Regions from separate parts of the Mus musculus genome. Here region 1 is linked to region 2. Evidence: chromatin loops called from intact Hi-C (ENCODE). Cell type or tissue: gastrocnemius. All regions are shown on one strand. Links, peaks and the distances in the headings refer to the core of each region. The heading gives the core; the rest is flanking DNA.

The links. Hi-C counts contacts between places; a loop is a spot of excess contacts. Peaks named below come from ENCODE experiments on the same cell type or tissue, not always from the same donor. Only the 100,000 strongest peaks of a DNase experiment are listed, where the experiment ranks them.
Region 1: a loop joins it to region 2, with 4 times the contacts of the local background. A loop is called at or near these places in 28 of 42 quality-filtered maps.

What each region holds. Positions count from the first base shown.
Region 1 is chr9:98,536,052-98,543,635 of GRCm38, reverse strand. No RefSeq gene overlaps it. Among named protein-coding and RNA genes, the nearest start is that of 4930579K19Rik, 24 kb to the left of the region's middle. In gastrocnemius, for the core only: a CTCF peak has its summit at 4,672 (motif pointing right); a DNase peak (open chromatin) is centred at 4,693; H3K4me3 peaks cover 401 bases.
Region 2 is chr9:98,421,130-98,428,713 of GRCm38, reverse strand. It overlaps Rbp1 (retinol binding protein 1, cellular), which reads right to left and starts at 5,753. Exons shown (of 4, transcript NM_011254.5): 1 at 3,663-5,753; 2 at 3,083-3,261. The coding sequence starts at 3,735. In gastrocnemius, for the core only: no CTCF peak of the experiment used is centred there; a DNase peak (open chromatin) is centred at 3,796; H3K4me3 peaks cover 2,382 bases; H3K27ac peaks cover 2,668 bases.

The sequences.
Region 1 (7,584 bases), core at 1,644-6,643, 120 kb before region 2:
GTAAGCCACACAATTTTATAAAACAGAGAGAGAGAAAAAAAAAAGAGGAATTCTTCAGATTAGGGCCAAGGAGTTCTTAGATTTGATACTAAAAGCACAGCCCATTAAAGAAAATATTAAGTTGAGCCTCCTCTGGTTAATAGCCTGTCAAGGACGGTGTTATTAAGATAGAGGCATGAGCCTCAACAAGACCTGAGCGAGGTCAACACCGAGAGACCTGCTAAAGAAGCAGGGGAATGTCATGGAGCCTCAATCCTAGAAGAAGAACTACACTCAACTAAGGAATGCCAGAGGGACAACTTGTTATCCATATCAATATATCCAAAATCAAATGGTCAGCTCTGAAATCATACAACCATACACATACAAGTAACATATAAGCACAAACAGCGCAGGTTGTGTTTATATACTTAGTCACACACACATACACACACACACACACACACACACACACACACACACACACACATAACAACAAAGAAATAGAGGCCATAAATTTGAAAGAGAGTGTGAGAGTGCATGGGGAAGGAAGAGGGGCAGAAAGGGAAGGGGGAAATGATGTCATTATATTTTAATTTCAAAATAAAAATATTTTAAAAGCATAAGCTTTAGGTTATATTTGCATATCCCCGAAAGAACTAGTAGCTAGAATGTATTCAGGATGCTTCAAATTCAGCAGTGATGCAAACAATCTGGTTATAAAACGGGCAAAAGACATAAAGAGATAAACCATCAAAGAGAATATGCAGAAATGCAAATAAGCCTAGGAAAAGATGTTCAACATTATTAGCGATTGGGGAAAAGTCGCATGCTGATCAGCACAGCTAATGCGCTGGCCAGAATCTGGAGACACAATTATTCATGTGCTGCTGGTAATGATGCAAATTGTGGAAATCAGTTTAACATTTTCTTTTAAAAAAGAAAACAACAACAAAAAAAACCAAACCCTGAGCGTGAAGCTATTCTAAAACTAAGCAGTCCTGCTTCTGGGTCTTTCTCCTAGAAAAATGGAACTATGCGTGAAATCCCATAATTTGTGATTATGACATCTTTGTCCCTAAGAGTGGTAAAAGCCTGGAAATAGCCCAGCTGTCATTCCACAGGTGAGCAGTTCCACAGAGGCATCCACACCACAGAACACGACTCAGCAATTAGAATCTATGACCTATGGATGCCAATGACAACCTGAAACCCCCAGACAGCCGTGCTCAGTGAAAACCATCCTGGAGCGTCACACACTGCCGGGCTTCTTACTTGATATGGCTGAAGTGACAAATTTATATGAACTGTGACCCAGCTAGTTGCCAGGTGTTGAAGAAAGGACAGTTAGATAGAGAAGCTACTGTAAGGGTCCCTGGAAACTGTCTTTAGACTTAGCAGAAAAAACAAAACAATACAGTCTCCAAATATCCTTCAGCTTTAACATCTTGAACCAGCACAGCAATTTAAGAACTAGGAAATGAACATTGCATGATACTATCATGTCCGTTGCTCTGTTCAAACTCCACCAGTGTTTCCACTAAAGTTACAGGTTGATTGGTTGGTTGGTTTTTCTTGCTGTGTGGGGGATTGAACCTAGAACCTCACACAAGCTAGGCAAACACTCTACCATGAGTTATGTCCCTAGTCTTAGCCTTACTTCCTATTGTGAAACAGGATCCCACTGTAACTCGTAACCCTCCTGCCTCAGCCTCCAAAGTAGCTGTGACCAGAGGTCTGCACATCCAGGATCAGGAGATAAACTTTCTCTAAGTTGTGGGATCCTTCAATGTGTTTAGTTAGCACCCCCACCCCCCGCCCTCAGACAGTGTGCTTCATGAATGGCCTTGCCACTTCCACAGAGTGAATATGTGTCACTGAATACTGAAGGCCCCTCATCACAGTCCTAGGTAGTCCAGGTAGTCTTAGGACTGGTCAGAGCTTCTGCATCGATTCCAGCTCCTGAAACTTTTCCTGATCTCCAGGAATAGGAAGGCAGAAAGTCCGAGCTGTTGGTACAGTGAGAGCCACGGAGCCATGCCTAAGCCCTGGACCATTCATTCTTGTCAGTACGGTACAGCTGGACAGAGAGAGCAGGATCCACATGCTTGATATTCAAAAGTTGCTCTGCTAAATTAACTATGTTTTGCAGTTATCTGTATCTTTTTGACATCATGTTTTAAAATTTATGTTTATTTTATGTGTATCGGTGTTTTGCCTGTATGTCGGCGTGAAGGTGTTAGGTCCTGGACTTAGAGACAGTTGTGAGCTATTATGTGTTAGATCCTGGAGTTACAGACAGCTAGCTGTAAACTGCCATGTGGGTGCTAGGAATTGAACCTGAGTCCTTGAGAGTCCTTTACACAAGCAGTCAATGCTCTTCACTCCTGAGCCATCTCACCAGCCCCAGTTATCTGTATTTATTTTAAAGATCTAAAAAGTGAAGTCTTTATGTATTCTTAGGGTTTATGTAGTCTTAGGGTTTCTGTGATGAAACACCATGACCAAAAAGTAAGTTGGGGAGGAAAGAGTTTATTAGGCTTATACTTCCAGATTATAGTCCATCATTAGAGGAAGTCAGGACAGGAACTCAAACAGGGCAAGAACCTGGAGCCAGGAGTTGATGCAGAGCCCATGGAAGGCTGCTGTTTACTGGCTTGCTTCCCTGGCTTGCTCAGCCTGCTTTCTTATAGAAACCAGGACCACCAGCCCAGGGATAGCTCTACTCACAATGGTCTGTCATCACTAATTGAGAAAATACCTTACTCCATGGAGGCAGTTCCTCAACTGAGGCTCCTTCCTCTCTGATGATTCTAATTTGTGTCAACTTGACACACAAAACCAGCCAGTAAGTACACTGTATAACATCATTAAGAAACCAGTGGGACTTTTTTGTTTGTATGTTTGTTTGCTTTGTTTCTTGGGGGGGGGGGTGAGGCAGGGTTTCTCTGTGTAGCCCTGGACGTCCTGGAACTCACACTGTAGCCCAGGCTGGACTCGAACTCAGAAATCCGCCTGCCTTTGCCTCCCAAGTGCTGGGATTAAAGGTGTGTGCCACCACTGCCCGGCTTGCTTTGTTTTTTTGAGACACAGTCTTATTATGCAGCCCTGAATGGCTTGGGACTCACTAAGTAGACCAGGCTTGCCTTGAACTTGCAGTAAACCTCCTGCCTCTGCCTTCTGAGGACTGAGTTTACCAGCATGCATTACCAGCATGCCCAGTTTTAAAGAAAAGCTTTCACAATCTTGGACTAGGCATCATAGTGTGTGTGTTTGTTCCCCAACAGTGCCAAGCACAGTACCAGAGTCTAGTAGGTGGGTGATGTCCATCAGTTGATTTGACACTGTTAGCCTAGCCAAGTTCACTCTGAATGTAACATAAGGCAGTGTAATAGGAAGGCTAGCAAGATGGGTTCCGGGGCCAGCAGACCTGATTTTGACAAGCTACGTGACCTCAGGCAAGCCTCAGTTTTCTTTATCTGAAATATGGAATGAATAAACACTAAGCTCTCATAGGACTGACAAGGTTAGGTGGGATTTTTCCCCCTTAGTCGGGGTTCTTATAGAACAATGGTTCTCAACTTTTCTGATGCTGGGACCCTTTAATACAGTTCCTCACGCTGTGGTGATGCCCCCAACCATAAAATTATTGTGCTGCTACTTCATAACTGTAATTTTGCTACTCTTATGAGTCATAATGTAAATATCTAATATGCAAGATATCTGATATGCAACCCCTGTGGGTGTTGGGACTCACAGGTTGAGAGCTACTGCTCTAGAAGAACAGTCAATGACGTGAATATGTCTATGCGTGCTCACACACCTACGTGCACATAAATTAAAATAGCAACAACAGAATTGCACCTGAGAGGCTGAGAACCTGGTAGAGGCTAGGTCCTTTAGACTGGGTGCCTCAGAAGTCAGGTAGCCTCACAGCAATGGTTTGCTATTGGAGAGGGTAGTTGCTCATTCTTTGAGAGCCACTGGTCCTTAGTCCAGGATGGAAGCCCAGAAATACTGGTTCCGATATCAGCTGAAGAATCAATGACAGCAACGGGGCAAAATCATCAAGAGGGAAGGCCAAGAGAGCAAAAGTCCAGATAGCATCCTCCCTGCCACGCCCTTCTTATTTGGGTTTTTATTGGTTGGGTCCACAATCTGGGTGGGTCTTCCAATGTCAATTAAGGCAACCAAGCCAGCTCTTCCAAGTGAGGTTTCTTACTCAGGTGATTCTAATCTGTGGCAAGTTGTCATTAAAATCAATAGAAACCGGATTGTGTAAATATTTATGCGTGTATATCAGGATGTGTGCATGTGTCTTCAAAATGTTGGCTAGCATGGCTACAACAAATACCATATCTTGGAAATTTCCCCAAACAAAAAATTCAGCGATAGACATGATAATGTCTCAGAGAAGGGTTACCAGATCTCAGCAGCAGCACTCCAGCATACCCATGGAAATTCTCACCCACTCTTGTTCACACACACACACACACACACACACACACACACACACACACACACAAGCAGGTCATACAAGGATGAGCATATGTAGCACACAAAATTTCACGTAAAGCACGACTGTGTCTGTCGGTTTGTGAGTGTATATATAAATATACACATTTGTAAAGGAGTCCTCTTCAAAATCAAGATGCTAGCACCTTCTCTCCTTGCATAGACACTACCAACCACTAGGCGGCACCTTAATCCTTCTCTTCAGCAACGTCCTTGCTGGTTAACACCGGATAGTCAGCTCTAAAAGTCTTTTAAGTGAATCTTCCTGAACCCACTGCGGGGCGGCGGGGCGGCAGATCATTCCCTCGGCTGATTCCAAAGTATTATGATGTGCTGGGAGATCTGATCATTCTTTCACCCTGTGGAGATTAATTGCCTTGAAATATTCATTGGATTAAATGTATTTAAACACGCACTGTTTAAAGCTCAGTGCTGCAAAATGCCATCCTCAAGATATATATTATGAGCATTAAATAATTAACTTAGTGTGTGAGAGGGAGGCAGAGATGGAGAAAGGGAGAGGGAGGGTAAGGGAGGGAGAGCGAGGTAGAGGGCAAGTAGGAGGGAGAGTCAGCGCATGCTCAGCTAAGGATGAGACCCAGAGCAGATAGTATCAGAGCTCAAGGCTCTCTCCATAAACCAGAAGATTACAACCTTGCCTGCTAATTGAAACTGCAGAAGTCTGTCTTCTCTGGCCATCCTCGTCTGTAACATGAGAAGGAAGGCGTGGCAGAAATCTGATCCTAAGTGACAAGTCTGAGAAAAAAACGGAGTAGTCATTCATGTCTATTGCCTGCTCACCTCCGTGTTGCTTTTCCGAACAGAAGTCCAGACTAACTCAGGCTCTGTGTCTCCCTCCTGTCTTCCTGCGGCCGTGTGTCCTCACAGGAAGAGGCATCAGAGAGCATACATGTGCCTTCACAGACTCTGGCACCGGACTGTCCAGGTCCATGGCCCAGCTGGACCACGTGCCCTGGCTCAGCCTTAGGAGTGTTGCTTAAACTGGACACCTCAGGTTCCTCCATCACCTCTCATGTTTGGGAGGACCTGCCGCACAAACAGGGCCTTCTGGATGCTGTCTGCTGCGTTTCCAGTTCAGCTCAACCACATACATATTGCCTCTCTTAGTTGGTCTAGTGCCTCCTCCTGTTGGCTTCAGAGCCATGCTTTATGGACTTCTAGAAGCTTCTCTGTAGACTGCCCTTTCTCAAATGGAGTTGTGAATTTTCTTTTCCTTAGTACCTTGATTTAACTAAGAAACTAGTCTTTATCATTATATTAAGACACGGATGGCTAATTCTGACCTCCAGGGAGACAGAGGTCTTGTCTGCCTCATCCTAGCCCAAATATAGACAGTGCTCCTCCATAAATATCTGAGGCAAGACTCATTGGACCTTTATGTACCCAAAAGCTTAGTTAGAAGAAATGCATATTGGGAAAGGGGCAAGGGGTGGGATTGGGGGAGCATGGCTAACATGCAATGCTTATTTTTATGAAAATTTAAAAGAACTGAAAATTCTAAAAAGGTGATGTGTCTTGAATGGTATTCAGACATTTTGGCAGACTAGAGCGAGGAGGTGCTGAAGACAGGTGAGGCCTAGCTGTATCCCCTGCCCCCAAGCCTTCAGCTTCAACTTCACTTACATCTAGGGCTGTGGTTTTTTTTAAGTTTTTATTTTTTATTTTTTTTGAACACAGAAAAGTTAATGAATATTAATAAATTGCTAATTAATATTAATCCATGTTAATTGATATTCATAAACCCACAGCTTCCCTGAACGCTAATGTAATACCCATCACAGCCATAGCATGGTGACCAGAATGTCAATGCTACTGTTAATGCTATTAATACTTTTAACTACACGACTGCCCTCATCTGAATTTCAACAGTTCTCCTTAGCATGCTCTTCTGCTACTTCAGCCTCCATGACTCCTCGGCGGCTCCCTCTCTGAGCCAATCTGTCAGTCCTTTCTTGGCTTTGGCACTTTTAAAGACCATCAGTCAATTTCACTGCTGAATAACTGTAAGCTGAAGTTTATTGGATGTTTGTTTACTATTTGATGGAGGTGCTGGGTTGGATGGGAATTCCATAATGGTGTCCCTGAATGGCTTTCATTACTGTGCTAGTTAAATTTGATCGCTTGATTAAGGAGGTTTGTGAAGCTACAACTTTTTCTTTCTTCCTTCTTCCCCTTCTTTCCTTCCTTCCTTCCTTTTAATTATTTTAGGTTTTTGAGAGAAGGCCTCACTATACAGCCCAGACTGGGTTTGAATTCCAAATCTTCCTGCCTCTGCTGCGATTATAAGTGTATTCCATCATGCCTAGCTCCCTGCTTTACCTTTTACAAATCATAACTATCTGGGCAGAGATACCTGAGGCTACCCTGATACTCTGTTTCTCTCCAAATGTGAACAGTTAATTGAATATCTATTGGTATATTTTATATGCGATCTGTGTGATCTATGGTGTCTAGTGGTAATTGAAATAATATTTGTCATCTCATCTGTGTTTACTAACTGACATTCTTCTATTAGAAAGCATTATTCTTTCCTTCCACTTACTTATATTATTTTAAAATGTTTATCAGTAACGAGTTGTGGATCTATGCTTTATTTTATGGGTTATCATATGAGATGTAGTTAATATTCTTATTTCTCAGCTTCTTCCAGTTAAGGTCAATTGCCTTCTAGTTGGATTCTTTCTTTTTCTTCATGTGTTTTCAATCCTGTTTGGGGGTTTCCCATAGGCAATGCCTGCTAACCACATAGGATACTTGGTCATGTCTCTTTTGTAAAGTTGTAGGGAGACGGTCCCAGGAGGTAGGCAGCTATTACTAGCCAGGCTAAGAAACTTGGTCTTGTGAGATCTTCCCACACATTCTAATCTTAATTTACTTCATAATTCATGTAACATCACACATCCTCCTATCTCTTCCCAGACTCTGGAAGGCTGGGAGATTTGGAAACAATGAAACATATTGATAAATAGAGAATTGACAAAAGAACTGGCCTGTACTTTTTATAAAAGGGATGCAATGAAAACATCAAACAAAAGTGGCAGAAGGAGAGCTGGAGAGTTGGTTTAGCAG
Region 2 (7,584 bases), core at 1,753-6,752:
TTCCCCTTCCCACATTGTCCTTCAGGACCCTGCCCAGGTGGCCCCTCCTGGGGGATGTCCCTAACTATAGCTCCCTGAACCCCAGCCCCGTGCCCCCTCATTTTCTACTTCTACCATGCAATGACCCACAAATGTGTATCTCTCCTCCATGGTCCTGGGCATCCAAGATGCCAGCTATCCCTTTCCTTAGGCTGAGCCTAGAACCCAGCAAGAAGCAGGTCTGAAATAACATTTTTTTAAAAAACCAGACACTTTTCTTGCCAGTGGCTTTTCTTTCATTCCTTTCCTGTTTGGCTGGCTACAGTTACTTCCTGTCTGTCCTACCAGCCCCAGATCAGACTTACTTGTGATGAGAACTCTCTCTGACCTCCCAGGCCCAACAAGGATGCTTCTTTGTCCTGATCAGACTACAGTGACTGCCTTGGACCCCTTCCCTAGTCTAAGTCTTCCCAGGCCTCACACCCACACTCTTATCCCCCAAGAGACTGGAATCCTCTCAGAAATCTCATTCTGGCAAAAAGAAAGTCTAAGCCTTGGTCAGCCAGAGGTAAACGGGAAGAGATTAGCCACTTGTCACAGCCTCTTACAAGAGAGACGGGGAAGGTCAGTACTGGGCACGAACACACCTGGGCAGGACTGCTTAGATGTGCATATCTCGGGCCCTTATCACTTCAGGACCCCAAGATGGACTTGGGGAGATGGATGACTGGATCCCTTTGTCCCCTTTCCCAGCATGGCCACCATGACTGAATTTCCCTTTACTTTTCTTTACTCCTCAATTTGTCTTTTTAAAATTGGTTTATCCAGGACAGGCAGCTGAACCTGGCTTTGTGGGGGTACGGTCTGTGACAATTTGATAGCAACCCCTCCTCCCAGAGAGCGATGCTAGTGGGTCTTGAAGCAGCGAAGATAACAGTGACATCATCCCAGCATTACCCTGCTTACTTGAGCAGTGTTCCTTGCTTGTTCACCTACCCAAGAGGTCTAAGAAAAGGCAGTCATTGCCCTTCCCTTTGTGCTCCAAACCCCCCATACCCCATTCCTTCCCACCTAGTGCAGTAGGGACCTCCTCCAGAACCCCAGGACCCCCCCCCCCAGCCTGCCCATGCTCGCCTCCCTTTGTCTTCATAGCGCAGGCTGTTATGACCTTTGTGTGTCTGTCTCGCAGTCACTGACTGTGCTTTGCTCTTCTGTGTATCCCTGGTGTCATGACCACATTCAAGGGAGGCAGGCTGCTCTCTCTGCCCTTCCCTCTGCCCTTTAGGTAACCCTTGCCCTAAGGTTAACACAGGAGGAAGCTCTATGAATAAAGCTGGTGAGTTAATGTAAACTATGGCATCACCAGGCACTCAGTAGACCCTCGGTGAATACTCACTAGTATTACTAGGTGATCAGTGACAACAATCAATCAAGTACAAGCTAGCATAATCAGAATTGCAGGGACCCCCACCCCCAATAAACACATGTCTGATGTGAATTCTAGGTTGTGGCCCAGAAGCAGTTCAGGACAATAGAGAGAAGGCAGTCCCTGTCTGAAGGTCCTTTCTGACTGCAAGCATGTGGTGCCTGGACACGTTAGAACATCAGTTCTCAACCTTGCCAATGCTGTGACCCTTTAATACAGTTCCTCATGTGGTAGTGATCCCAACCATAAAATGATTTTGGTTGATACTTCATAACTGCAGTTATGTTACTACTAACTGTTGCAGTTTGCTACAGTTATAAGTCGTGATGTAGATAGGCAATGGAAAAATGCAGGATATCAGATATGCGGTCCCCCAAAGGGGTTGCGACCCACAGTTTGAGAATCGCTGCATTAGAGCATAGCATTGTTCTAGAATAGTAGTTTTCTCCCTCCCAGTCTCTCTGAGTACACTGCCAACTGGTTACTTTTTCCAGCATTCCAATAGCAGCCTCAGATTCTGGTCTGATGGTTTCCCAAAGAATAAAGCAGGTAAGAGTGAGTGGTCCTCCTGGTGACCCTTAACCCTCTTCAGCTACAGCCCTTGAGAACTTAGCTATACTGCTTCTGAAAGGGCTGTCTGTCCACGGAGGAACCTGGCTGAGTGTAGGGTGGGGTGTGGCCTTCAACACAAGAAGGTTCAAAAACCTACTCCTGCAATTTTCTTCCCTCTAGTCACTGGCTGAATAGGGAGTTCCCAGTTGCCCCTTCCCTGAGCTGTGGTGGGAAGTGCAGGGTATACAGTAGGCCACTATAAATACCCTTGGCAAGTGAGGGAAGGGTAGCAAGCTTCCCTTTCCTGCAAAGCAAGGCAGATCCTGGAAGCAAACACAAGCTAGTTCTGGACAGAAGACCATACAAGAGACACTGGGAGTATCCTGGCCTCTGAGAAATCCCAGAATGCTGACAGAGGCCTGAGGCTGACTGACCTTCCGGAGTCTGCTGTGGTATTGCTAATTGGGGCCTGCAGGTCACCAGTTTCCCACTCTTGGAGGGGTTAGGGCCTCCTCTACCCCATTGCTTCTTCCTCTGACCCTGGATGCTGCCTACTGTGCTATAGGGTTAGGAACTTGGTGAAAGGCTGAAAGGAGCTCAGGGCTCAGTGGGTATCAGGGGAGGAGCCTCAGTCAAATCCCAGCTTTGCAGTAGCAAACCAGGGGACTTCCAGCAGGGGCAAAGGTGTTAGAGACCTACATCACCCTGCCCCACTAGATCAGTTGGGAGAAATAACACTGTCGAGGACTCCCTGTGCCTTCTCCTCTCTTTCTGCTCTCCACCAAAGAGTTCAAGAATTCCATGCCCCTCCCCACTACTCTACGGAATCCATTAAGTTGATTTTATCTGTAAAATGAATGAGCTCCTATCTCCTCAGTTAGGGTGAGCTTTGGTGAGGCCATGTGTGTCTGAGCACCTGGCAGAGTTAGAGCCTTCCCATCTGACCAAACAATCGGTTTTGTCCAGCCACCCCACACTTGCAGGGTGTGTTTAGCATACCCTGGGGCTCTGGGGCTGGGAGAGAAGATTCACAGCATTTCCCAGATCTTTGCTCCCTCCAGACGCTAACCCAGCTCTAGGACAGAACCCGAGGGCAGGTGACGCTAAGGAGTCGAGGGGCCTCACCATGCACTTGCGGTCGTCTATGCCTGTCAGATCTTCCTCAAACTCCTTCCCAACTTGGAAGTCCATGATATAGTTCCGAAAAGTGCTCAGCGTGCGGATGATCATGTGGTCGCCATCCTGCACGATCTCTTTGTCTGGCTTCAGCAAGTTGGCGATTTTGCGTAAGGCCACGTTGACGTCTACAAGGGGTGCGAGAGAGCAGCGGCAGAGTTGTCAAGAAAACTCAGATAAGAAAGGATTCCCTAGGTAGCGGGGTTCCTAGGTAGTGGAACAAGGTTGGGATTCCAGCTCACTCTGCGTGGCCTCTGAGGGCCGTCTGTGCCTTGCCTTTCCATTTTTATTCTTTTGAAAACAAAGTTTTGTTGCCCCCCCCCCCGCCCCCGACCTTTAAAAACAAACTAGCAAAGCTTGCCCTGCCCTAGTGATTGAACTATCTACCTCCGGGGAGAGCTATCGGACACTTGCCACCAATTAACCCTAACATCTCGGGCCCTCTGGTTGGCAGCCGGCGGCCGCGCTCTGGGATGGGGTACTGGGGTCTGCGGGGAGCCGGGGGTTGCAAACCGCGGGCCGCGCTTACCGAGCGCGCGCAGGTACTCCTCGAAATTCTCATTGCTCAGCATCTTCCAGTACCCGTTGAAGTCCACAGGCATTTTTGGGACAGACTGGGGATCGCCTGACACCAAGAAGGCGGGAGCGGCTGTGGGTTCGGCCCGGACGGTTGCTGCCAATGCACTCCGGGTGATGGACGGCCCGGAAATGGGCGCCCTCGGGGGACACGGGGCTCCGCGGGGCGGCGACAGCTGGATTCCAAGAGTGCACAAAGCCCGCAGGAGGGTCCATTGTAGCGATCCCTCCTCCCAGGGTGAGAGGGCGGAGCGGGGATCGGGGCGGGGCGGGGCAGGGGGCGGGAGGGGCGGGGGCGAAGATGGTGCAGAGCCAGGTTTGTCCCTGCTGTTGGCCACTTTCAGTTCAGACCTTCCATTTGCTCTTTTCACCCAACCCCTCCTAGCCTAGAAAGAGGAGGTGTGGAAGGGGAAAGGTTGCTTTTGGTCCTAGTTTTTGTGTACCCCCTCCTTACTTCCCTTGAGAGTTCTTCAAACGCCTGGAATTCTCACCGGTACCCCCCTGGGAGTTCTTCAAACGCCTCTTGAGTGTTGAAAACGCGTCTCCTTCAGGTTTGCTAGCGTCATCAAGGAAGAGGCCATTTACAGGCCTTTGTCTAAAGCTCAGCATCCGTGGCCTGGCCAGTTCCTAGGAAGCTGATGTTTTAACTCTAGGGATGAAGAGCAGAGCAACTACCCACAGCTCTCCCAGGAAATGATGCGAAGTTGGTGGTATTAAATATGCACTGGACAAGAAAGCGCTCCAGGTGAACCCATGCACGGTGGTGGTCAGAGACCCAAGGCTTTTTGCGCGTGTGGACTGACACTATTCTGCGGGATCGTGTGGTTCTGTCTTCTTCCAGGAAAGGAAAGCACAGACCTTTTCTGGAATTTACAGTTTGTGGTTTTTTTTTTTTTTCAGTTAATATATTCTGGGCCCTTTCCATACCTGTGCACGGAAAGACTCCCCAGTATTTCTGTAAGCTTCTATTACTAGCTTCAGCTCCTATTTACCTGGGTCGGGGAGGGGGTGGGGGAGGGGGTGGGCGTGTTCCGTGGCTTCTGATCCTTGTTGCCATTGGCAACAGTAGCAGTGAAGACCTTTATCCCTTCTCACCTGCTACCTGTGTGTTACAAAGAGATGACATTCAGTGTCTGACCTTTTGACCTACTAAAGACTAAATATTTCTTTAAATTCCCCCCCTCCCCCCAACAGATCAGAGCCTAGGAGCCTGTGGAATGAGATCTGGTATGCTTTCTTCTCAGTGCAGAACCATGCCTCCCCCAGCTAAATGACTAAAGGGCACACCATCAGGGTAGGCAAGTGTCCTCTGGGAGAAAGGTTGGAATTTTAGCCCTCCTTACTCTCTCAGGGACTCTCTTGCTGAACACCAGGGACTCTCATCCTCAGCCTTATCGAAATGAATCTTAGAAGATTTTCAGTAGCACTGCTGGTCCTGGTCCCCTAAAGTTCTGCAAAGATATCTCCAGATATTTTTAAGTTCTGGGGTTAGAAAACACACACACACACACACACACACACACACACACACACACACACCCACCCTGGTTGAGGGCCACAGTTGGATTCCCATCACAGCCTTGGTCTGTCCTTTGTCTGCTCTGGCATGCTCAGGGCATCCGATTGTTATCTAGATCCTGGCCCTGTGTCCCCTCCCCAGTTAGTACAGAACTCAGGTTGGGCAGTCAAGACTGCCTGTCCCAGGCCTGTGTAAGGTAAAGGTGTGGGAAGCCACTTCTTCAGGCACTTTGGCCCAAATCATCTAGTGTAAGACATTGTGTGAGGGGCAGCCAAGGCACACAGCTTCGTTGTCATCCTGATTCACTGGAATGGAGGTTTGGGTCTCTGGAGGCTTGAAAGCTAAGCAAACGTTTCTTCCACCATCCACTCCCCAACAAGTCCAAAGTCCTTCATCCTCTCCAGCCACTTCCCTTTGTGCCCTGAGATGAACCTCCTGAGATGGTTTATGCCAAAGTCTCATGTAGTGCTTGACACACAGTAGGGACAGTAAGCCCTGGTCTGTTGCTGAGCTGAGAGTGGATCCTTATGTTCTGGACAGAGGTTGCTCCAGGTCTCTGCTATTCATCAGGGAGGACACAGCTCTAGCCACTCCTTCTTCCCCTGACCACTTTGGCCATCTCCTGGTCTCTCGACCTTTACTCTGAGCTGGTTTGCTGAGCACACAGCACACTAGTCAGTTAGTTTACCGTCTCTGCCTGTCTCTTTGTCTAGTGCCCTAAATAGATCCAAGAGCTCCCGCTCTTCTAGATCTCCTAGGAGGCTTTCTGTGGTAGTCGGGGTATCACCTGTGGATGGTGACCCCTTTGTGGGGAAGGGGGCGGTGGTGTATGTGTCAAATGACCCTTTCATAGGGGTGGCCTAAGACCATTGGAAAACACAGATATTTACATTACAATTCACAACAGTAACAAACTTACAGTTATAAAGTAGCAACGAAATGTGATTGTGTGTGGGGGTGGGGTGGGGGGTGGGTTCACCACAACATGAGGAACTGTATTAAAGGGTCGCGGCATTAAGAAGGTTGAGAACCAGTGAGTTAGGCTTTCTCTTGTTGTGATAAAACAAAGGCAACTTATAGAAGGGTTTACTATTGGCTTAGAATGATATGAGTCTGTTGCTGTCGTGTGGGGAGCATGACAGCCTACAGGCAGGAATGGCTCTGGGGCAGTCTTCAATGGGGTATCTATACCACACAGCCCTCCTCCTAAGACTCTGAAGACGGGACAGAAAGACTGTAAGAGCCAGAGGCAGAGGATAACTACACATGTCTCTATCAGGAAGTCAGAGCAGTGGGCACTGAGGATAAAGGTGAAGAGAGGACTTTGAAATGTGAAAGCCTGCCTCCCACACACTCTGCCCATTCATCCTCCAATGATTCAGTACCTCCTGGGGGCGATACCAACCTGGGAACCAGGAAGGTAAACATCTGCAACTACAAGGGTCATAGCTGCTGACTGTTCTTGTTGCAGCATCAGATTGCCTGTGTGGGCTTTAGGGCAGACCCCCTGTTTTGAGTTACTGCAGTGCAAAGCACTCCATGGATGCTGTGGGCACTACGTTGGCTCTCTGTCTGCTGATGCTCCTTCTGCTCACTGGATTCTGTAAGAGCTGGTTTCAAGTGCTCTTCTGTGTGACTCAGGGGTTACCTGTGATGTGTAATCACAGAGAAACAACGGGGGAGAGAACATCAGAGATGGGAGGCCTCTGGGGGGTGCTGGGGATCAAGGAGAGCTCCTTAAAGAAGGTGACTCTTGCTAGAGCTTCAGGTCAGGCAGAATCAAGGGAGTGTCAAGGGGGTCCAGGGGAGGGTGAGCATGGAGTGGGAAGGAAAGAAGAGAGGAGGGGGGAGTTAGGGGACAGTCAGCAAGCAGAGGGAATAAAGGGGCAGGCTTGTTTATGGCAGCCTGCAATAGATACTCCTAACTGGGATTTCTTCATTCCCTGGTCCTAAGAACATGAGTGCCAAGGTCAAGAGCAGCAAGCCAGTGCTTGTGTGTGTACAGTGGGATGCATAGGAGCACGTGGCACTCCTATGTAGTGGTGGCTAGGGAGGAGAGAGAAGCACTGGGGACTTGTGACGGGGCTCAGTTATCCAAACCACAGCAGGGACACATTTGCAGGTCTCAAGGTTAGCTCCCCAGCGCCTTTGAGAGGGCCATTATTCTGCCTGTACCTCTTGGAACAAGAAGAATCTCTGGTGGGTGTGGTGGCTTAGTCCTATAGCCAGAATAGTCAAGAGGCCGAGATGGGAAGATTCCCACCAGTTCAAGACCAGCCTAAGCTATGGTATGAGTGGGAAAAGGAAGAAGAAAAAGAGGAGGAGGAGGAGGAAGGAGGAGAAGAAGGAAGAAGGA